2 separate regions of the Homo sapiens genome follow, and region 1 is linked to region 2. Evidence: chromatin contacts called from ENCODE Hi-C data. All regions are on one chromosome and are shown on one strand. The core of a region is the stretch at or near the end of the contact, and the rest is flanking DNA. Distances in the headings are between cores, read along the strand shown. Region 1 has its middle 140 kb from the start of SNORD155. Region 2 has its middle 73 kb from the start of ZBTB20.

Region 1 (6,934 bases), core at 376-2,875, 550 kb after region 2:
TTTTTGCCACGTTACCCAGGCTGGTCTCAAACTCCTGGGCTCACTCCCAGGCTCAAATAATCCACCTGCCTTAGCCTCCAAAAGTGTTGGGATTACAGGCATGAGCCACTGTGCCTAGTCCCAAAAGCTATATCTCAAGGTTAGACTATATCCTGAGCTAAAGCTTTATGGTTCAAACTGCCCACTATATACCTGGATATTGTCCTTTGGTTTAAGGACAATATAATTCAATGTAGAACATTTGAGTGGGTGGGGGTGGTAGGATATTTTTTTTTTTTTTTAAACAGAGTTTCGCTCTGTCACCCAGGCTGGAGTGCAGTGGCACGATCTCAGCCCACTGCAACCTCTGTCTCCCGGGTTCAAGCGATTCTCCTGCCTCAGCCTTCTGAATAGCTGGGATTACAGTCACATGCTACCATGCCCAGCTAATTTTTGTATTTTTAGTAGTGATGGGGTTTCACTATGTTGGTCAGGCTGGTCTTGAACTCCTGACCTTGTGATCTGCCTGCCTCGGCCTCCCAAAATGCTGGGATTACAGGCGTGAGCCACCGCTCTCGGCTAGTAGGAGATAATTATTTGGGACAACTAAAGCTTCAACTAGTTGTCTGAAATGAATCACTTCCTTTCCCCACACTTATCAGCAAAACAGACCTATTCAAATCTACAGAGAGATATTCAGTGGGCTAGTCTACTCTGCTTGCAGGTAGAGTCCAGAACTCATCATTTCAAACATATATTTTAAAGCCCGTACTTTAGGATATAAGAGTCTTTTCTTCTTTCATTTCTTTCTAAGCACAAGTATGTATTTATATTTATGTGGAAGTGTGTGTGTATGTGTGTGTGCGTGCACTTACATATACATGCATATACTTACACAGACACATGTTCCCCCCTCCCCTTTTCTCATAACAATGTTGAAGGTAGTGTGGTGGAGTGGGGGCGAATGCCACGGCACTCACATATTTATTCGTGTCATGAAAATACTCATCTGACTGCCTACACACTCTCCAAGAGGGAAATGTTTATCAAAGCATTCACAGCTTGTGCATCGCTGCCATGAAATCTTCCTAATGCTCCCAGAATCATCCCAATTATCAGGTATTCATATGCCTTCTATGCTTCCCACAGATTGTTCTACAGGGGCATGTCTTGAGTGAGGTGGCATGTTTCTGTTCACCCTGCCTTTTAGAGACCCAGAGCCGTCCAGAAGTGAAAAGCATGTGGAAGGATGCACGTTCCTGATGAAGATCAGAGGAAACTCCCAAGGCCGCAGAGTGCCTTAGCTCTTGGGAAGGAAATACCCACACCAGGTGGTGCTTGTCAGCAAATAGATTTAGTTTTATATTTTATGAGAGTATTACTTCTGGGTCAGGTTTTCATTTTCATTCTGTGTAGGTGCATATTGTTAAATTCCATTTCCTATAGGCACAAAATGTATTACCTCTGTTTTACCATCCTCTAGATATGGAAAACCATGTAAAGGACTAAGACAACTTTTATTGTGGACACACTGAATGCAAACGTGCTCTTAGACTCTAGCAAGCAGAGAGGGAACAACAGGTTTAACTCCAAGTTCTAAGCTTATAACTGAAAAGCTGTCCTGCAGGGAAGGAGGCACACAAATCCAGCTCAGAGCTTCCAACCTTTCTCAGGGTTTGTTCTTGCAGAATACAATTGAAGAGTGATTTACATGGTAGTAAGATAAAAGAAGTATAAACAGCTCAGCTATGACTCAGCTCATCTTGACTCCTTCACACAGGGCACAAAAACAGTCAGATGCTTCAAAGTTAGAAGGACCAGAAAAGGAAAATCTGCAAAGGAAAGCCTTTGAAAAGAAATTTGGCAAAGGGCCTGATCTACAAAGCTGATTTTCCCTGGTATAAAATGTCCCCATAGCACAATGCTTTTTATTCTGGATGAAGTGGGCTATAGAGAGGGTGACAGATGACTCACCCACCCTGAAAATTAGAGCTCATGACTTGATATGTTCACGTTAACCGGAAGAGATAAAAAGATGGGAAAGGTAAGACCCTGTTAATTCACTGTAGGGATTTAGGGGGAGGATAGACGGGGCCAACATCTTGGTGAATCCTTTTTCTCACAGTAGTTACTTGTACTGTCATTGAGCACTGAGACTAAGGAGCAGGCAGATCAGAAAAGTGATTTCTCATCCCACTCTATTCAGCATTAATGGCACAAAATCCCATTAGTGCATTCTAGGGGTTCATTTCAAAACAGACAATGGCCTCTGAATCAGCCTGCCATGCATAATCATCCGGCAATAGGGAAATTACACAATCAAAAATTTATCAAAAGACCACGAAAGGCAGCTATGTGAGGTCATGCCCATTCCTTCTTTAGCAGGGAGGAGGAGACATCACTTTAAGACCAGCAAGATCGATTTTTGTTTCATAACCATAGCTGGATTCACATGATCAGTCCAGAAAAGATAAAACTCTTTTGAAGGAGAAAGTGAAAGGAAGGAGTCTTGTTATTATAATTATTTTATAAATAGGTGAAAATAATTTTATCCCCCTTAGGCATTCTTATGTTCTATATCAACTTTTTTAAAGAAAATTCTCCCACATTCCCTTTTATTATAATTGAAATTCAAGTCCTAGAGGGTTGTCCAGTGTCCTATCTTTAGCCTCTACTCTCTCCTAGCCTCTACTCTCTCCTAACCTTGGGACCTGCTTTCCCAATAGTTTGTCAGACTTTATCACATGGATTTTCTTCAAATCCATGTCTGGCATTAAAATATCGTCATGCTTATCCTTTCAGACACATTTATTGGTACATTTATATAGTTCTTTTTTGGTTTTAACATGCATTCACATGCATTATCTTGATTCCTACAACCAGGGTGTAGCCAATGTTATCAGTGGGATGACTCCCAAATCCTTCTCTCTGTTTTCTATTCTTACTACCATCACCCAGTTTAAAATTTTATTATACTGAACTATGGTCATTGCAGTTTTTATCCTGATCTTTGTGTCTTCAGTCATTCCCTTCTTCAAATTCTCCTGCTGCTAAAGCAATCTTATAATAGCAATGCTTTGTTTAACTCTCTTTTGCCTAAATGGTTTGAATTATTGGCTTAAATGAATGGATTCAATTATTTACTATTTAAAAATTAAAGCCCTTCTGCCTAGCATTTAAAGCCCTCAATAAAAAGGCCTAAATCACCTTTTATAAATCTTCATTTTGTCCATCATTTCCCATCTACACATATACTTCCTTTGGTTAGATCTCCTGAGTCCACTATGCCACATCTCCCTGAGTAGCTGGCCCCATCTATCTGAACACAGCTGATTGGCAGGGATAGACACCTGACCCAGCTGGATTAATCAGATTATCTTCCTAAGGAATTTGGATTTAAGACTCAGCAACTCAGCCCAGTCGATTACCTAATGTTACTGGGCCTGGATGACACTATAGATAAAATTGTATGACTGTCATTTTGCAGCAGCTATTTGTATGCTGAGACCTCAAAGAAAGGAGCACTCTGCAGATAGAAGCAGGTAAATGGGGCCAAAATCCAGAAAAGGGTAAAAATTAGATGCTTGGAAAGAGAGACAAGAGATGGAAAGTAGATGGCTTTGCTCTTGAAGGCATTCCTGCTTTCCATTCTATACAATAATGAAGCTTAGCTGCTGTTCCTGCCCTTTTTTCTCATGGGTTCTAGTTCTTAGAATAAATTCCCGTTAACTTATGGTAGTTTAGGTGAATTTCTATATCTTGCAACCAAACAGTCCCTGGCTAAAAAATATCCCTTCGAGACAGCCAGATCAGCCTTTTGCCAGACCTGAAGTACATCTTGCCATTTCTCACACCATCTGTCAGAAAGGCCCTCTACTTTCATCTGCTCACATCCTTTAGCATTCACTTCAAATGCCACGTTTTTATCCACACTTCCATAATCACCCCTCTCTCATGGATAAAGCAAATTCCAGCAATTCTGCAACCTGAAAGCAACAGGAGAATTTCAGGAATTAACTTCTGATCTACTGGATTTTTAGACAAATGAGAAGAACCAGAGCAACCTTCTGTTTTATTTTAAAAGAAAGAAAAACATCCTCTCTTGTTTACACTTAGGAACAAATCAACTCAACGAATTAAGAGGGGGCATTGAACTAAACCTCTTGTCTCCATCCCTCTTTTGGCCAGGGCCTTGCGTCTACACCTTTGCATCTACACTCTTTACCAAATCCTGATTTTCAAGTTATTTCAGTGATGTAATCGCATGAGTCCATTTTAGTGGCACTAAAGGTCTGGAGGGGAGCACACTTTCCCAGACACAACTTCCCTGGGTGCTCCCTCTCCTCCTGTGTCAAGCATCCCAAATTGGCCACTTCTGACTGCCGGCTCCCACTGAATTTGCGGCCCACCATCACCTCAAGGTCGCTTTCACTATCATTATTGTTCAGTATTCTCCTGCTCATTGAATATGTGGTGCTTTGGATATTTCCCCAGATGATTCAGCTTGCATCGATTCAAGCTAAAACTCATTTCCCTCCTATTTTCACAGATTCTCCTAATCAATTTCATGCTGCAGAACAATTTCATCTTCCCTCCCGTTGTGCATGTTAGAAAAGCCTGCTGAATCATGTGCTGTAAGTATTTAGCTCTGGCTTTGCCTTGACAGCTTTGCAGTTATGTCCTGGTCCAGTTTTGAAGCTGGTTGTTGTAGTAATTTCACCTTCGTCAGAGGCCTCATGAGGATATCTCATTTGATGGTAAATATTATTCTGAGTCCAAGATTCACTAATTTGGAACTTTCTTTTAAAAAATCACTTATACATTTGTTTATTCAAGTTTTCTTTTCGATCTTTCTTTTCCAGATGAAACTTTAATTCTCTAAAACATCATACTAACAATTTCTGGTTGATTTCACCACTTGGTTTGCTGAAAGGATGTTCCCAGACCTCATATACCCTGACCCTTTGACAATCTAGAACTGAAATATTATTTCTCAATTCTTCTCCATGACTTCCTGGACTGGAAACCTATCTTTCTAGGCCCGTCAGATCCTCCTGTTTTTCAAAGCTCCCTTTTCTGCTTCCTTTTGATCATCCTGTTCCTAAACTTCCCATGCTCTCTTATGATCAAACTCTTTCTGAAAAATAGTCATGTAATAAATATATTAGTGGTATCTAATCAGACCATTTTCTCTAGACTTCTAGAAGCCAGATTTCTACTCTATGACATTGCTACCTTGGCCACAGCTAGATAACAAATTCAAGTTCAACCATTCATCCTTTTTTTAAGGTGGGGGAGGATTTGAACAGAGATACAGGGAGTAGCAGCTGGGTGTGGCTTATAATAGTGGTAGAACTTCCTTAAGGAAGGTCTTCAAACTCCTGTGTCTGAGGTCATGTGAGTTTCCATAATATGAGTCCCTACAGGGGCCTAATTACTAACCTTTCTCATAGTCCATGGGATACTCAAGTATCTGTTTATTCATGCAAAATACCCTTAAAAATATAACTTGTAATTTTATGATTACAAATCTTATTTCCCATGCCTCTAAGGACTGTCAAGTGATTCTCAATAAACCATTTTTAAAGGAGCATAAAACTTTATAACGCCAGTTGTAGTCAGACAACCAAAGATTGAATTCTGGCTCGATTACTTACTAGTTCTATGACCCTTATAATAAAATGGAATAATAGTTGTATCTTCTTCCTAGAGTTGTGGTGATAACTAAAGTAATGAATGATGCATGTTATATTATCATTGCATTATAAATATTCAATAAGTGTTAGCTGTATTGATTATTGTTACTATATTAGCATTATTATCTATTCTTTGCTTCTTCTCTTATCACCCCTATCACTGAGTAGAACTCTGTTTGCTATATTCTTCTTCTACTGATAGGGGATGTTCCCGTTGCTTTATAGGCATCAAAGTTCCCTAATATAACTGCTAGAATTTATCCATGATATCATTCTAGTTGACATGTAACTCCATTTGTCTGCAACAAAAATTCTACTATTTTTGCTAAATTCTACTATTAAACCAAGGAGCAAAGTGGCCTTTCTTTTTCAGGTTCTTACAATGATTTGAATTGGTAATACTTTTTTATTTTTCCATTTTATGTGCTTTTTAGTCCATTATACCATGAGTATAATATGAGTAGAGGAGGAAAAACATAAGAAAGTATCAAGGAGGGAAAGAAATTGAATGGTTTAGACAGACATCAGAGAAAAAGGAGAGGGGTCATTCACAGATTAGGCTGATGGTATGGAGACTGTTGCTGATGATGACCATGAGTTCCAGAGGGCCCAGTGAAAGGATTTTAGGTTTCACTTGGAAGGATGGTGTGATGGTTAATTTTATATATCAACTTGGAAGGTGTTTTGGGATGAGATTAACGTTCAAATTGGTGAACCTTGAGTAAAATGAATTGCCTTCTTTAATGTAGGTGGGCCTCACTCAATCAATTGGAAACCTGAATAGAACAAAAAGGCTGGCCTCCGTGAGCCAGAAGGTACCCCCCCGCAGACTCCTTTCTAGACTTCATCTGCACCATTGGCTCTCCTGAGTCTCCAGCCTGCTGGCCCACACTACAGATTTTGGACTTACCAGCCTCCATAATTATTACATTAGCCAGTTAGCTATAATACATTTTTTAAATATATATCTCTCCTGTTGATTCTGTTTTTTTTTTTTTTTTTTTTTTTTTAACTCTGACTGATACAGGTGGAGTTAGGGGAAAGAGGTTGAATGGGTGAGGTGTGTGAAGAGTTTTATGTTGATTAGTGCTCGAGAGGTAAGAGGTGACCTAAGAGAGATGAAGGGCTGATGTGATTAATCTCAGGGATCTCAGGGCTCTATGTTTTGTGGAGTAGGAGAGAACACTGAAGCTCATTCTTCACCCATGATGATGGGCTCAGAGGGCCTTCATGGGTCATGAGATTGATCCCAATTCACA
Region 2 (7,828 bases), core at 616-3,115:
CTGTTGTGAGTAGTGCTGCAATAAACATACCTGTGCATGTGTCTTTATAGTAGCATGATTTATAATCTTTTGGGTATACCCAGTAATGGGATCACTGGGTCAAATGGTATTTCTAGTTCTAGATCCTTGAGGAATCACCACACTGTCTTCTACAATGTTTGAACTAATTTACACTCCCATCACTGTTGTCTTATTTTAAGAAATTACCACAGCCACCCCAACCCTCAACAACCACCACCCTGATCAGTCAGCAGCCATTAGCATCAGGACAAGATCCCCCACCAGCAAAAGGATTACAACTCAGATGATTACTAGCATTTTTTAGTTAAGGTTTTTAGATGTAATTCCATTACACACTTAATGGGCTGTAGTATAGTGTAAACTAAACTGTTTTTTTTTTTTTTTTTTGAGATGGGGTCTCACTCTGCTACCCAGCCTGGAGTGTGGTGGCATGATCTTTGCTCACAGCAACCTTTGCCTCCTAGGCTCATGCCATCCTCCCACCTTAGCCTCCAGCGTAGCCAGGACCACAAGTGCACACCACCATGCCCGGCTAATTTTTGTATTTTTTGTAGAGACAGGGTTTTGTTATATTGCTCAGTCTGGTCTTGAATTCCTGGGCTCAAGCAATCTGCTCACCTTGGCCTCCCAAAATTCTGGTAATACGGGAGTGAGCCACCATGCCCGGCAGTGTAAACATGACTTTTATATGCACTGGGAAACAAAAAAATTCATGTGATTGCTTTATTGTGATATTCATCTTATTGCAATATTTTATTTATTATGGTGGTCTGGAATTAAACCCACAATATTTCTGAGGTATGCCTATGCATTAGTTTTGCTTGTTTTTGAGTGTTATGTCAATGGAATCATACAGTATGTTCTCTTTTGTGCCTAGTTTATTTCACTCAATGTTATGTCTTTACATAGTGTGACAAAGTTTTTTTCCTCTTGTTTAATTTTTATGTTTTAACTTCTATAACAGTTCAGTAATAGATGCATATAATTTATAAATAAGCCAGGGATGTGTGCATAAAAGTTTGCAGTTCTTGGGTTAAAGTATGGCACCATTTGTGTGAATGTCAACTTTAAATCCCAGATAGACTCATTAGCTTTTTAAAGAGAGAACTACTCACAACTACAGACTATGATGACCTCATCTAGGTATTTGTATTTAATAAACATTTATTTATGAGAACCCACTATGCACAAGTGTTTGTAGGCACTGTGAGAGTTACACAGGCAAAATAAAAAGATGTAGCTCGGTCTTTCAAGGAGTCTATCACTGGTGGGAGAAACAGTGCAGTAAACTCATATGATCACTCCAGACAGAATTGAGAATCTACAAAAGAGACACAACTAAAATGATATAGAAGCCTGGATGAAGGATGACCAATCTTCCAAGAAGCTAGAAAAGGCCCCTCGAGACTTGTACTAGATAAACTTTGAGCCCCTTTATACTTTCTAGCTTCCAATATTTAATCAGATTTCTCATTACAGACATAGGATCTTTATTCTCACTGTGCATTGCTTTATGTTTCAGGTTTATGGATACACGGTATATATTGTGCTCAGTCAAAAGGGGGCAGCATTCACCCTTCTTCTGAAAATCAGAGACCACTTTGGCCACATCTCTTTCTTTCTAGGAAAAGAATACTTTTACCAGATAGCGTTTCAGAACATAGATATAAATTTTAAGCCTCTTGTTTTAATTGTTTGTTTATAGAGATAGCAACTGATTTGCACCTTCATGTCACAGAGCCCAACATATTGCACAGGTATAAATGAAGTCAAGCTGTCTCTGTGCCCAGTTTCCCTTATTTCTGCCTTTGTCCCTTGATTGGGCGTGGCAGTCTTGCTCAGACTCAGATTGCTAAAGGGCGGTGGCTGAAATGAACAAAAGGAATCAGACCTTTACTCTTAGCCTGAGAAAAAGATTGCCAAGGGAAGCTTGGGGAGAAAGCGCAATGCTGAGTGGTTGCATCATTGTTTTGACTACCTAATGCTTTTTTTCTCTTCTGACTGTTTATCCTTTTTAAGCTTCTGTTTATAAGCATAACAATTATATGAAAGGTAAATAAGTTACATGCACTACAGGGATGTATGACTGTGCTCTGTCTTGGCGGCATTCATCTCTTTATTAGCCAAGTAACCTTTACAGTTTAAGTACTACACAGTTGCTGCAGTCCTTTTCTTGCTGACGCAGTAGTAGAGGCAGTGGTGGTGAAAACTGAGAGAGGTTTAATGCTGAAGGTCTCAGACTGTGTATCTCTATGTCTATGACCTCTAACCACCAGACCAGCAGATAACTGATTTCATTTTGTTAGTGAAACACTGATTTTAATTGCTGACTTATACAGCTTCCATGTTATACTTGATTGGTTTTGAGAAAATCAATGTTGATGGCCAAAATTCCAAATTAACTATTTCTTTCTAGATTTAATCATACTGTATACAGCCCTAAATTGCCCTCTAAGCGACTTAAAAAAAAATTGAAGAGTAGAGCTTTACCAAATGTCTCTGAATGATAAAGGAAGTTGACCCACCCTATAATTAGCTTTTGTAAATATCAAGTCAAAGGTCAGAGCAAAGGTCATCTGTTTTCTTTCTTTTGTGAAGAAAACAAGGGATTGTAGTCACTATGACTGATTTCAGAATAGTAGCTAAAGATGAAGTCATTGCTTTCTTTCAAAGCAGAAATTGTAAAATTAAATAATTTGGAATAATCACAGAAATAATTACATTAATATGAATAGCAAATAGCAGGTGATAATTTGTGTAGCATTTACAGATACTGTGACCCTTGGTTTTAGACCTTGTGCAGTGTTTTTCTCTGTCAGGTACATGATGCTGGGAGAGCAGCTCTCTAGGAGACCTCTGATGACATCATGTCACTGTCCTCTGAGGCCACAACACAGCTGCCATGCCACACACAGGCTCAAAACACACAGTGGGGCATAGCCAAAAAGTTCACAAAGTAAAGAAATGTCAACTTTCTACGTTTTAGCATTCATTTGCCTGCATTAACCAACATTGTGCAATATATAAAGTCTAAAGCCCATGTGAGAGATAAGACAGAATTATTTGCATTTCTGCTGAAATTAAGCATGATGAAGTAGAAACTTATTACTTTTAAAACCAAAAAATGAATCTAAATATGTGTGTATCAATCAAATGATGAGTTAGGACTTCCTCATGAACTGGAGAGGAAAATTAGATGACCAACTATCCTGGGTTGCTAGGGACTGAGAAGGTCTCCAGGATGTGACATTTTCAGTTTTAAAATCAAGGCTATCTTAGGCAAACTGCAACAAGTTGGTCACCCTAACTGGAAGAGATCTTTTTGGCTATGCTGTCCAATTATCTTATTTTGCAGCTGAAGAAAATAAAGATTATGGAAATCATAAGATCCCAGCAGGATTATTTTTCTCCCTAATTCTTGTCAATGTCTTTTCTTTTCCTAGCTTCTCAGGTCATGTATTAAACTTAGACCACAGGATCATGCAAATGGCCCCTATTAGGTGGGCCAGGGGGTGAGCACCTAGAGTGCTCCTAGAGTGGAGGGATGGCTCCAAGAGTGGCTGTCCTTCTTATATCTGAAGGTGACTTGGCTGACTGTGGGAATGCCTGGCTATCTTCCAGGAGAGCCGAGAATGCCTCTATCAATAGTTTGAACACTGTTCTGCAACTTTCTGAGTGACACTGCAAAGTACCAAAGATAGAAAGAAGGCACAGAGGGGGAAAATGGGCATCTCAGTCTGCTCTGGCAGCTATAACAAAATACCGTATACTGGGTGGCTTATACACAACAGAAATTTATTCCTCACAGTTCTGAGGCTGAGAAGTTCAGATCAGGGCATCTGCTGACTCAGGTGAGGGTCCCCATGCCGGTTCATGGATGGCACCTTCTACATGTCCTCAAGTGGTGGAAGGAACTAGCTAGCTCTCTGGGACCTCTGTTATAAGGGCTCTGCCCTCATGTCCTAATCACCTCCCAATGGTCCCACCTCCTAATGTCATCAACTTAGGAGTTAGGTTTTAACTTATGAATTTTGGGGGTCACAAATGTGCAGATCATAGCAACGTTCAGATCATAGCAACTGGGTTCTGAGACTTGAGCAATGTCAGGGATTCACAGCATTTCAAATGTGTGGGCAAGTTGCTGACACCTTTTCTTCTGGGTCATAAGGAAAACAGAAAATGTGATTAAATAATTCAGCCTGATTTTGGGGTTTTATTTGTAATGACTCCTAGAAGGATTTGCCTTTCCAAATAAGGACCATGGAAAGTAATAAGTACATAAATGAATGAAGAGGCTGAGTGAGAGGTATTTTATAGCTGCGTGTGTTGGGGTGGGTGGGGCACTGAAGGGAGAGTTAGATGGTGATGTACTATATAGACTGCTTTGTGTTGGGGTGGGTGGGGCACTGAAGGGAGAGTTAGATGGTGATGTACTATATAGACTGCTTTCAGTGTTTTCCTCAAAACCCTGGAACATTTCCTCAAAACACATGATGCTAGGAGAGCAGCTCTCTAGGAGACCTCTGATGACATCATGTCACTGTCCTCTGAGGCCACAACACAGCTGCCATGCCACACACTGGCTCAGAACACACAGTGGGGCATAGCCAAAAAGTTCACAAAGTAAAGAAGTGTCAACTTTCTACCTTTCAGCATTCATTTGCCTGCATGCTTATACCAGAAAGAAAATGAGAACTACTAATACTGCTTATACCAGAAAGAAAATGAGAACTACTAATAATACTTCATTTTCATTCATCAAGGAGAATAATTACAGAACTAAAGAAGAGAGAGCAAACATGGTAAAAACATAGTACAAACAAAATAAAACATACTCAAAACAGAATAGATGGAGGCAAGGGTAGTCAAAACTACTAAGAACCCAGATATGTGGTTATTCTTCATTAAAAAATAGACCTATCTCTCGTATTCCTATTTTATCTACTGAATGTATTATCCTACCTCAATCCACTGAACTCATCTCTAATTCTCAACCTGAATGCTGTTCCCTAAGGAAAGTCTTCTCTAACCTCCTGATTCTATTTTAGGTCCCCCTATTAAATGCCTTTAAAACACTGTATACTTTATCATAATGTGATACAAAAATGAAACTTGGCATGAATTAAACTAAATTACACTTATAATAATTTAATGTCTGTATCCCTGCTAGACTGTAAATTTCTTTTTTTTTTTTTTTGAGATGAAGTTGTCTCGCTCTGTCACCCAGGCTGGAGTGCAGTGGCACGATCTCGGCTCACTGCAAGCTCCACCTCCCGGGTTCACACCATTCTCCTTCCTCAGCCTCCCGAGTAGCTGGGACTACAGGTGCCCGCCACCACGCCTGGCTATTTTTTTTGTATTTTTTAGTAGAGATGAGGTTTCACTGTGTTAGCCAGGATGATCTCTATTTCCCGACCTCGTGATCCGCCCGCCTCAGCCTCCCAAAGTGCTGAGATTACAGGCGTGAGCCACTGTGCCCGGCCACTATAAATTTCTTACAGTCAGAGACCATGCCTTTTTTGGTCATTGTTGAAGCTGCTGGTACATAGTAAGCACTTGATAAGTGTTGTTTGCTGAGCTAATGAACCAATCATTTGAAATGACTTCACATTTTCAGATTTTGTGCAAGATTCCTGTTGTATAGATCTGTAATATATGGCAAAATCAATAAAATGTATTGTACCCCAAAACACTTCCAATGTGTGTGTACAGTATTCTATTAGTAGAACCAGTTCTATAAAGACTACTGAATCCAAATCTTGGCTCTTGTGCTATCTCTGAAAAGTTACACCTGTAAGCCTCAGTTTTGCCATTTACGAAATGGCATTATTGTGTCAGCTTCAAAAGTTTCCTCTGAAATTTAATGAAATAACAGAGGATAGACATTAAGCATGATACCTGGAACATGATGTATTTTCCACAATTATTAGGTTAATTCGAATAATTAAAAATTTAGAAATAGTTAAATGCCCCAAACTTCTCAAGATGGTGAAAAATGTATGTGACTAGAGAATAGGATGTAGTCTTAGTTGTTCTATTGAGTCATTATATAACGTTAGGCAAATTACAAGTATCTCTGGGAATAACTTTCTTTATTTACAAAATGAAATAGCTAAACTGTCGTCTTATGATCCATCGTGAGAAAAAGGGTGTTGTGGATGTCCTAAATTTATATAAAATTGAATGTTTATGTGGTAATTTTTTCTAGTCATATCTTTTATTTGGTTCTTGAAAGGGATTGAGTTGCAAGTCAGTTTACTGGGAAGCAGACTCTGAGATGGAAATTAACGTGCAGGAAGTATACACTACACAGAATAAAACACTCTCAGGATTAACATCTATCGGAGGAGGGAGAGAAGAAACAGGGTTGGGCAAAGAGAGAAGTTGGCTGTAAGCAATCATCCAACCTTTCTATGTTGAATATTTTGCTAGATTGTTTTTAGGATAAAAATGACTAACATGATAGCTGCAATGATTTCAGCATGTTATAATTAAACAGATAGTATGGTGGAAAACTGTGGTACTATCTTCCCAGTATCCCTCCCCTGTGAACTGCTCCTTCCTTCATTCCAATGGTGCCATTTATGGAGTAGATGCTGTGTTCTTATAGACTTTACTACTGGCAAAAACCACAATTACTTTTGCACCAACCTAATACCTTGTCACAATATTGCTCAAGGGTCGAGTAAAAACATAAATGGTCAGTTTGAATCAGTTTTTAAATTTTCCTGGGAAAGACAGTCAATCTGTTGGTAGAAGCCAAAATGTGAAAGTCAGGATCTGGCACTGCTCATGATCTCTGTGAGTGAGGAGGCCTTGAAGGAACTCAAAACAATTTCAAATGTATATATACCTGAAACTCTAAACAATAGAGTTTCAAATTACATGAAACAAAATCGATAGAACTAGAAGCAGAAATATATAAATCCACAATCATAGCTGGAGAACTCAATACTCTCTCAGTAACTGAGATAACAAAGAGATATAAAATTAGTAAAGATATAAAAGACATGAACAACACTATCAACCAACTTAAATGAATTGACATTAATAGAATACTTCACCCAACAATAGAAGAATATATATACTGTTTAAATACACATGGAACATTCATAAAGGTATATCATATTCTTGGCTATAAAGAATTTAAAGATTTGAAATCATACAGAGTATATTCTCTGACCATAATGGAATTAAGCAAAAAAAAAAGAAAAAAATCCATAACAGAAAGATATGTAGAAAATCAACACATATTTTGGAAGGTAAACAATACATTTCTAAATAATCCATAGGTTAAAGAGGAAGTCACAAAGGCAATTAGAGAGAAAAATATATATGTACATAGATATAATTTTTTTTTAAAGAAATGGCATCTTCTCAGGTTGCCCAGGCTGGTCTTGAACTCCTAGGCTCAAGTGACCCCCCCCACTTCAGCCTACTGAGTAGCTGGGACTACAGGCATGTGGCACTGTGCTCAGCTCAAGAAGTATTTTAAGTTGAATGAAAACAAGAACCCAATGTATCAAACATGTGGGATGCATCTAAAGAAGTAGTACATGTGTAATTTATAGAATTAAACACTTACATTAGGAAAAAAGAAAGATCTGAAATCCATGATCTAGATGTTAAGAATCTAGTAAAAGAGGATTAAATTAAGTCTCAAAGTAAACAAAGAAAAGAAAAAAGTAAAGATAAAAGTGAAAATCAAAAAATTAAAAACCAGAGAAAAATAGAGAAAATCAATGAAACCAAAAATAGATTATTTCTTAAGATCAATAAAATTGATAAACCTCTTCCCAGACTAAGG

The links. A loop is a pair of places that touch in the nucleus more often than their neighbours do. Pooled maps may share reads with other maps.
Region 1: a map of astrocyte of the cerebellum shows a loop between it and region 2 (2.9-fold over the local background). The contact joins two enhancer-like sites. A Hi-C loop is called at or near these places in 1 of 168 maps with a recorded cell type or tissue (astrocyte of the cerebellum) and 1 of 50 pooled maps.

Annotation. Positions count from the first base shown.
Region 1 is chr3:115,765,051-115,771,984 of GRCh38, forward strand. No RefSeq gene overlaps it. Among named protein-coding and RNA genes, the nearest start is that of SNORD155, 140 kb to the right of the region's middle. Within about 2 kb of position 1,626, at least 2 of the 41 ENCODE cell types and tissues checked have a DNase peak (open chromatin) inside an H3K27ac peak, as active enhancers do.
Region 2 is chr3:115,216,171-115,223,998 of GRCh38, forward strand. No RefSeq gene overlaps it. Among named protein-coding and RNA genes, the nearest start is that of ZBTB20, 73 kb to the left of the region's middle. RefSeq lists an enhancer at 1,313-3,212. Within about 2 kb of position 1,866, at least 3 of the 41 ENCODE cell types and tissues checked have a DNase peak (open chromatin) inside an H3K27ac peak, as active enhancers do.